Linked DNA regions of Homo sapiens: region 1 is linked to region 2. Evidence: chromatin contacts called from ENCODE Hi-C or POLR2A ChIA-PET data. All regions are on one chromosome and are shown on one strand. Each heading gives the region's core, a stretch centred on a gene start or an enhancer-like site at or near the end of the contact. The rest is flanking DNA. Distances are from core to core; before and after follow the strand shown.

Region 1 (4,473 bases), core at 24-2,523, 34 kb before region 2:
ACTAAAAACTAACATTTATTGAGCACTTACTAGATACCAGAAACTGAGATTGGCATTGATCTTTGATCAATTAATTCTCACAATCCTTGCTTTTCTGAAGTATCTCATTTAATCCTTTGAATGTCCCTAATGCACAGATAAGGAAATAGGCTGCTATACAGATAAGGAATACAAATCCTTGTGGATTCAACCCAGATCTGACTTGAGGCTAAACTCCTAACCATTCTACCACTACCCTTTCCATTTACTCCATTAGAGACAATGATAATGATCAAGGTGCATTTCTTTAACCTCTAGAAAGGTATCTGAGGGTAGAGACAGTCCTTTCTTATTGCTGTATGCTCTCCACAGCCAGCACATGTCTGACCCATAAAGTGAGTTCATAAACCTTCCCTGAATCTTATCCTTTTTACTGAAGGCAAAGAAAAAAGAGACACCGAAGCATGTACTCTCAGAGTAGCATGTGAGTGTATCTTAGTCAAAGTTAAATATAAAAACCACCCCTGAAATGTACAAGGAAGAAAACAAATACCAAGTATTTACAGATCCAGAGAAAGTTCACAAGAATGGGAGGATGCCAGTTCCAATGCTTTGTAAAGTCAAAAATAGCCACATTGCAAAACAAACAAAAAAAAACGAGAACGTTCCCGAGTGTGCCTCCAAAACATAAAGGAGAAAATCATACAGAAAAACCTCATGTAAGGGTTGGAACTTGAGCAACCAGCTATCCAAATACAGAGGGGAATCCTCGCTTAGCTAGGGCATGGCCTGAGAGAAGCCCCTTCCTGCTTTCAGAGCCTACAAGTAGTCCCCAGTGAAATGACAAAAATGCCCATGCCTAGGACATAAAGAAGGACAAAGCAAACATTTCCCAGCATCACGCAAATGGTTTTCAAGTATCGCTCCACGTCAGGAATCTGAAATTCTGCTAATAGAAAAGTTATGAGGCAATTGCCCTCTCCTGAGACCCCCGTGCACACTATGAAATTGGGCAATTCACACTGACCAGGCCTGGTCAGGCTGCTCGACCAGAGAAGAGCAAAAAAGAGACCAAGCTCACAGGAGAGTTACTTTTCACTCACCATTTATGTATCAAAGAAAAGCAAGTCTCCCCTGCAGGAGGCATACGGAAACACAAACAAGGCTGCCTCCTGAATCACCAGCCTGGAGTAAAGAACAGTCACACACTGCCCCCCACGCCCGAGGGGAGGGGAGAGGTTTTCAGTGATGACGTCACAGTGTGCTAACCTGAAATCTATCTTGGGTGAGAAAGAAGTCACAGAAACCAAGGAATTACTTCCTTCTCTGCTCTTGGTCCTCTTCTGGATCTAGTCTTCTCTCCAACATCAGCTGGCTGGGAATCTCTCTTCCCCTCCCCTGGCCCAGCCCTTTCTTTCCCCAGAACTGAATACTGCTCTCCTGTGCTGCCAGCTGGAGGGATGATCATCTCTTCCCAAACAGATCTCCGAATACCAATCGTAGGCCTGCCTGACTTCTGAATTGGCCTGTGGCCTAGAATTCCTTCTTGCTGGCCCCACCTACCAGACTGGTTATGCCGAAATGCCCAGGCCTGAACTTGCTACACTCTTTGGGTGCTAGATCTTGAACCACCCAGCTGCCTGCACAGCGGCCAATTTCTAGATCCAGATTAGGTGCTCCAAACCCTCATCACTCTTAACAGTGGGGGTGTTTCTGCCCTGTCTCAGCCTCCTCTTGCTGCTCAGTGGCTCTGTGTTGCTGAGGTTCTAGCACATCTTCAAAGCCTCAGCGTTTCCTGCATTTTCCTCATCTGCCATGCAAAACTGGGAAAGGGCCCCAGATCGCAGCCATTCAGATCCAGGTGGTCTATGAGAGTATAATTTACATGCTAGATACCAAAATATGGTGTGGGAAACACAACTGTCCCCTTGTTTCTCATTTATACCCAAAGAACTCTTTCTTCCAGAAACATCTCTGAAGTAACTCTCCATAAGTCAGGCATCTCTGTTATATTTGGGGCAATAAGTTCCCCCTCCTGTAATGGAGATAGCTTAAGGAAAGAGCAAGTACTAGCACAATCTAATATGATGAAAAAGACCGGAAGTTGAATGATGGATCACTGCAGACCCAAAGCTGGATGTCCGTCTTCTCTCTTGTCAAAAGACGTAAGTATGATCAGGGTAAAAAAAATACATAACCTTTAAGAATCACAGTGTGAGGAAGATGATCTCCAGCAGAAAAGCCTAAAAACTTTAAAAGTATGAAATGTGACTAGTTTGGATGAAAACCAAAATTATAAAAACTGGCCTGAGTGATCATGCTAATTGCCTGTCTTCTAGACTTGCTTCTTTTCCTTAGTTTAAAAAAAAAAAAAAAAAAAAAAAAAAAAGGTCAGAAGAGGGAAAGTGGGCATTCTGAATCTGTGCTTAGGCTATGTGAATGTGGAATGATTGTTCCATGTCTTCTGAAACCTGGCTGTGAACCAGGGGCAAATTTCCAGATGGTCAAACAGTAATTTCGCAACACCGGGCCACTATTTCTCGTCTTTCCAAGTTCCCCTACTTCCCCAAACATATGCATTCATGACTAACCTTAAGGTCAGAACCTGGGTCCTCAGTCTCAGGTCGGTCTGGGTACTCTTCATGAAGTGACTCAATTTGCTGAGCCTTCCTTCTTCTACCCACAAAGACGTGATGGTGATAAGGAACTGGCTAATTCAAAGGGGTGTTATGAGGAACAAGCGAGATCATATATGTGAAAGTTCTTGGGAAAACATGAAGTACTGTAAAACATTCCCTGACTATGGGAGAACTTCCTCCGGGATCCTCCAATACAGAGGTAGGTGCATTTTCCATGTGCGAATTATAGCTGATATTACACCACCTTTACACGGCCTGTTTATATGCAGCATTCCTACCAGACTATAAGCTCTTTGAGCATAGTAAATGAGTCTTGTTCAGTATTGTATTTCCTCAGGGCCTGGTACTAGCAGGCAGTTGGAGTTTGTTAGATGAATAGCAGATTGAGATAATAAATTTCTTTAGAGTAATACAGTGGTTTGTGGGAAGGGGAGGCAGTAGAAAAATACCTTTGCCTTTACAGCTTTCGTTTCTCTACAGAAAAAAAGTTAAGTGTCTTACCCTGAGTTTTTCCATATATGCGGAATAGACAGAATTCATTATAAGAAAACTTTAACAAAGAATTTGGTCTTGCATTCTAGAGGTTTGCTAACTCTTCATTTCTACACGGGGAGAGCTATTACATATGGAACAAGTGATCGATTTGTTGATTCAACTGATTGAAAGGAGTGAGAAGGCTGAGAACAACTTTGAGATCATGCCACTCTTTTTTTGTCACAAGTGAACTGATGAAGTATGATCTTCACTAGTCAGATTAAACTTATATTTCTATACAGCCCATCATACCACCACCTATATATGCTGAAGATAAGACTTTTTTTTCAGGAAACAATTAGATGGCTAAAGAATCATTCTTAGACTAAATTCTGCCCATATTGCCACCAAATGAAATACAGACAGATCACTCAGTTCTCATATTCTCTTTCTCTCTCTGTTTAAATGGGTCTGATTAAGTGATGCATGGGTCACTCAGAGTAAAAGCAATTCAAATGATCATTTTACATGTAATGAATAACATCTTTTTTTAAGCTGGCTTTATTTATTAGAAAGTACATTAGAGAACATACGATAGTGGGCTGTGTGGTTTACTTATAGGGGAGTCATAATGTGCAGGAAAAGGTGGAGTCAGACAGTTAGGAACATTTTGTTCCTGCTCATTTGTAATAAATGGAAATTAACATCATAATAAGTGGATATTCTATTTAAGCACATCACAGAGAATATAGGAAGAGTAATTACAACTTCTTAGCTAATTTTATTATTATTGATATGATGATGGAAGAAAACCAAGATCATTTTCTAAAGATATAGTTAGCTGAAAGGGATAATTCATTTATAAGGAAATAACACTAATAAAAATATTAATGAGTCTTAAATTCCTCAGTCCTTAAGACAACTCAGGGTCCAACACATAACTAAAAAATAAGGTGGAAATATTATAGTTAGGAAGCTAGCAAGGCTTCATGTTAAACTGGGAGAGGGTAAATAACTATAGATAGAATCATAATATGCGTCCTTATCCAAATGTTAACTATATTACTGGAAGAGTACCAGAGAAATGAGAAGGGGCTTGAACCCAGATTTAGTTCCAATTTATGCCTTCAAGATAAGACTATGGAAAAAGTAAATGCCAGCATTTCCGCAAATTACAGCTGCCTTAAAAACTTTACCGTATAGCAGCTGATATCTTAAGCAAACTAGTGTTATAGAATTTAAAGTTTGAATATCATGGGTCATATCTTTATGTGTTTGTTTTTGCTATATGTTATTTGTTGCCAAGCAACATGGTCCCAAAGTCCGCCCCTCAAATTTAAAGGCCACCTGAGTGGGGTATCAGCTTCCTCTGACTTCCCTT
Region 2 (4,292 bases), core at 518-3,017:
GCTGGAAGGGCCTGGGGTTCCTCCTGAACGAGTAGATGCCGTGTCATCATGATCTCTGTTCCAAGAGGGCTGTGGGGGCACAAATCAGAAACCCAAATAAGAGGCATCTGTGAACCCTTATTGGTAGGATCCCATGGCATAATGACAAAGCCATGGAGGGCTGGAGCACATAACCATGCCACCTTTCCCATCCCCCTTCAACCATGGTTCCAGCTCAGAGCTGCATTGGCACATTTATAATTTGCCAGTTTCTGCTTCCAAGCTAAAATAATATCTACAAATAGTTATTCTGTAAGTAATTGCATGCTTTATTACTAAGGAAAACAAAAACATTCCAGGCAAAGAGGAAAACAAAATGCCGCCACTGATTCTGACTATATTTTCAACATCAACAAACCCTCTGGCACAACAGTCTGCTACTCTGGAAATGCAAAATGAGAGTGGTGGTCTATAACACTGTGGTTTATAGGGGCCTCTGATTCATCCTAGAAGACAAACATGGCAGAGCTTTTAAGACCTCACAATTAGGCCTGGGTCCATAATAGCTAGTATGTGTCAGCTGTTTGCCGGATGGTACATGGCAAATGGACCAGGCATAGGCACAAAAAAGGAATGAGAATAACAATAGATTCACATGGACTGTGTACACTCAGCCCCATGCAGAGCCTTCTTGTACTATTGAACGGAAAACAGATGTTGCTTCTTATCACTGGGTGCATTTGAAAGTAACATTCAGATAGGAAAAATTGGCTGTAAAATAAATTCTTGAGGAAAACAATCATGGCGACACCTCTCCCAAATCTCTCTTTATCACCAGAAAAGATTTTAATTAGCTTTTAGTGCTAGCTTTCAAAAACAGCCTCATGAGTCACTGGTCATCCTGCACAGTAGGAATGATGCAAAATACAAAGCTGGTCCTTCACTAGGAAGTGATATTTATCTTCAAGATTATTAGTGGGAAAACAGGATCATCTCGTATGTAAAATATGTATACATCATTTCAATCATATAAGGTCAGGCTTCATGACTATATAGTAGTAGAGTTTGCTGACCCTTCCAATATCATTAAGTATGCCTAGCGAAATCAAAGAGCTCTTTGCTTATTTCTAGAAAACTATGTTCCTACCCTGGAGAAGATAAGAAGGGCTGAGGAGATCAAAATGTCTCAGACACCCAGGGAGAGAAAAGTAAAGATCCCATCTAAGAGGCATGCTGTATAGGAATCAAAGGGAAAGAGTCACTGTTTCTGAACAAGATGCATCACTGTCACTTATTCTATAATCTTGGCCAGAAGATTAATGCAGCCTGAAAAATGAAAATAAAGTCATAGAAAGATATGCCATTTGTATGTTTGACTCATGTATAATATGACCCATTATGCATATTCTCAAAAACAGTGCTAATTGATCTGCTGATTCTGAGATTGAAAGATATGTGAACTGTGAAAGAAGTGCTTTTTGCACACACGCATTCTGCAGCATACCAGAAGAATGCTGTAAGACGTAATCTGGAACACACGCTCAGAATGCAAACAGTTAATGCATAAATTTTCAGTTTGTACAACTGCAGCTCTAAAAGGGGGACTTGTTTATTCAGAGCTCTGCAGAAAGAATGGTACAGCACCCAGGGGACAGACAATGCCAGGCACAAAACCCCGGTGCCTCGACATGTAAAAGGATGTTTTTCTATGTGCTACAAATCCCACTTGAAAATATAATTAGAAAGAGAAAATGGCAAACTATTGCATTAACTGTAATTGAACAAAAGACCAGCAAGACATGTGGGAGGCTGCAGGAACCCGTGGGAGTTTCAGGATGCATGAGATCCTGCGAGTGACATCTCCTGGGCACTCTCATTTTATTTATGTTGTCCCTCACTACTATTGTTGACTGGTGATCTGACTGGTAATTAATAGAAAAGCTAGCGATAACAAGCTAAAATACAGAGCCACAGACCAACCTCATCAGAAGCATGTTTGTTAATCTGATTAAGACTAGGACTCCAAAAAGGTGACTTAGAACCAAAGAATTATTCCTTGTTATACAGGAAGCTGTCCTCCTTTATGCTACAACAGACCTGATATATTCACTATCTTTTAATGAGCTCCACTGATTTATTCAGCTCTGCTCTGCTCCCTCCCCCACTTTTCTACTGTGCAGGATGTAGATTAATTCAATGCTTAATTGTTTAGTAAATTCAATTTTCCACATTCTATTCTGCATAGCTTTAGCTAAGGTTCTTAAATCTTCAGCAGTGAGCCCTGAGCCCAGTGTTTGTGATCTGTGCCTACCTTTTTTCATCACCATTTTTCTTCATCCACCACTTAATTCACCATGAAAAGATTTTCCTTGCTGGAAATTCTGATTCCGCTATGATCTGTGAGGCATTCCGATTCATTGCATTTTCATTGTGTTGGGCCTTAGATGCTGGGCTCCTCTTTTCTCACAGCTATCGCCACATTATACAGGAATTCATGCAAGAAATGTTGGATTCCACCTCAGTTTATCCAAATTTTGTGCAACCTATATGTTTAAATTTGTGTGTTCACCAAAGGTAGGAGCCAATATTTTTCACCTAATATCATTCTTCTCACAGCCTTGCTCCTCCAGAAGGCCTATGAATACTGAATGCACTTCTCTGAAGTGAAATCTAACTTTTGTGCTCCTTTCTTGAATTAGCATTTTTGTGTATTAGCATTTAAGAATGAGTAGTCACATGAAACTGAGCATTAGAAGAAATCCACAAAGTTACAAAAACAGAACAAGAATTATGCTTAGTTCAGTTCATTAAGCATGATTAAAGTCTAAGTATCAGAAATAGCTCATGAACTCTTCTAGTATAAATATGTAAGACAGCCCTAATCAGAACGAACTCCCCCCAAATCCATGGACAGAGAAGTTCAGTTACAATAACCTATCTCTGTGACTATATGCGGTTACACCAAACAACATCATTATTATTTTTAAAATAAAATATGTGCATCTGATTATGCATACATATCTGTGAAGTTGTGAGTTGCTTGGGGCCACTTGTAATGTAAGGCTGACAGAATAAAATCAAGAATGCATGGCATTAGATAAATAAAAAACCTTAGTCATGGTTTTAAATTAAGTCCCAAAGAGGCTTTTTTCTTCAATGTATATAATTTCAGAGTAAGCAATGGCTGCGTTCTCATTTATTGGAAATCCAGTAAGACAAGAGGTCTTAACCTGAGGTCCAGAATCACCTATGGAAGATTTTAGGGTGGTCTTGTTGGAATAATATTTGGGTTTATGTGGATACTTGCATATTTTTCCCAAAGGATAGGGTTCAAAACTTTTTATCAGATTCTCAAACAGGTATACAGTGCTCTCAAAATTTGAGAACCACTGCTCTAGGAGATGTTCACAGGGCTAGACAAAACAACAAGAACAACAACAACAACAACAACAACAACAAAGAAGTTGTTGGGAAAAAAAAATCTTTTGCTGGAAAGACCTGAAAGATCACTGAATGTACACTCTAACTTGTTATTGACAGCCAGTGTCCTCCAGACACTATTTCTATTGTCATAAATGGAGGCAGGCAGCTAGAAACTGCACTCCATCAGTAAGTTCTTCTTGATCGATATATAATATATAAACTAACTTAATTTTTGCTCATGTTTTTTCTAGTTCTAGGGCCCCAAGAGACAGCCATTTAAAATATTTGAAGCAAGCTATGATTCTCCTCATATCTTCTCTCTTTGACAGCTAGAACACTCCCATTTTCTTCTATCGTTTCTTAAGAACACTTCAAAATAAGTTGTTTGGGGTTTTTTCTGATTCCATGTATGGTATTTTCAATCTCTAAGGCAATCTTACTGGCATCTGGTAGTAAAATAGAAAGAATGAGCTCCCCTGACTCCTCCATGAGTGAGAATGGTATCTTAATCTTCTCTGTCTTCTCCTTTCCTAGCTCAGCACAATGCATGGCTCATGTTCAGCAGGCACCAAGTGCTTAGGGAATGAATCTGAATTGTTCATTAGTCACTATGCCACCAACATCCCAACAAACAAACTGCAACTTCAAAAACTATCTTGGCTTCCTGAATAAAGTTACCACTGGTGACTTTTTTTTCTTCTACCATTCACTCTTTTTCAATCTATGCCTTAAATTTGGACAGAGGTCAGGACCTCTTATCACTTTCCAGGTATTCCTTGGATAATTCCCTCCTCCACAGTGGTTTGATTTCCTATATGCTACCAGACGTGTGTGTCTGAATTTCTTCTTTGGTCTTTAGACTTGTATGTCCAACTACCTGCGAAACCATC

The links. Hi-C counts contacts between places; a loop is a spot of excess contacts on that map. ChIA-PET counts read pairs that join two places held with the same protein, here RNA polymerase II (POLR2A). Pooled maps may share reads with other maps.
Region 1: a loop to region 2 is called in a map of heart left ventricle, with 2.2 times the contacts of the local background. The contact joins two enhancer-like sites. A Hi-C loop is called at or near these places in 4 of 168 maps with a recorded cell type or tissue (ascending aorta, heart left ventricle, posterior cingulate gyrus and 1 more) and 3 of 50 pooled maps. POLR2A ChIA-PET finds 5 or more read pairs at or near these places in 2 of 52 experiments (AG04450 and common myeloid progenitor, CD34-positive).

What each region holds. Positions count from the first base shown.
Region 1 is chr2:66,492,976-66,497,448 of GRCh38, reverse strand. The region is part of intron 7 of MEIS1 (Meis homeobox 1); the gene reads right to left. Among named protein-coding and RNA genes, the nearest start is that of MEIS1-AS2, 55 kb to the right of the region's middle. Within about 2 kb of position 1,273, at least 17 of the 41 ENCODE cell types and tissues checked have a DNase peak (open chromatin) inside an H3K27ac peak, as active enhancers do.
Region 2 is chr2:66,459,886-66,464,177 of GRCh38, reverse strand. It overlaps MEIS1 (Meis homeobox 1), which reads right to left. Exons shown (of 13, transcript NM_002398.3): 7 at 1-69. Among named protein-coding and RNA genes, the nearest start is that of MEIS1-AS2, 22 kb to the right of the region's middle. RefSeq lists an enhancer at 218-3,171. Within about 2 kb of position 1,767, at least 2 of the 41 ENCODE cell types and tissues checked have a DNase peak (open chromatin) inside an H3K27ac peak, as active enhancers do.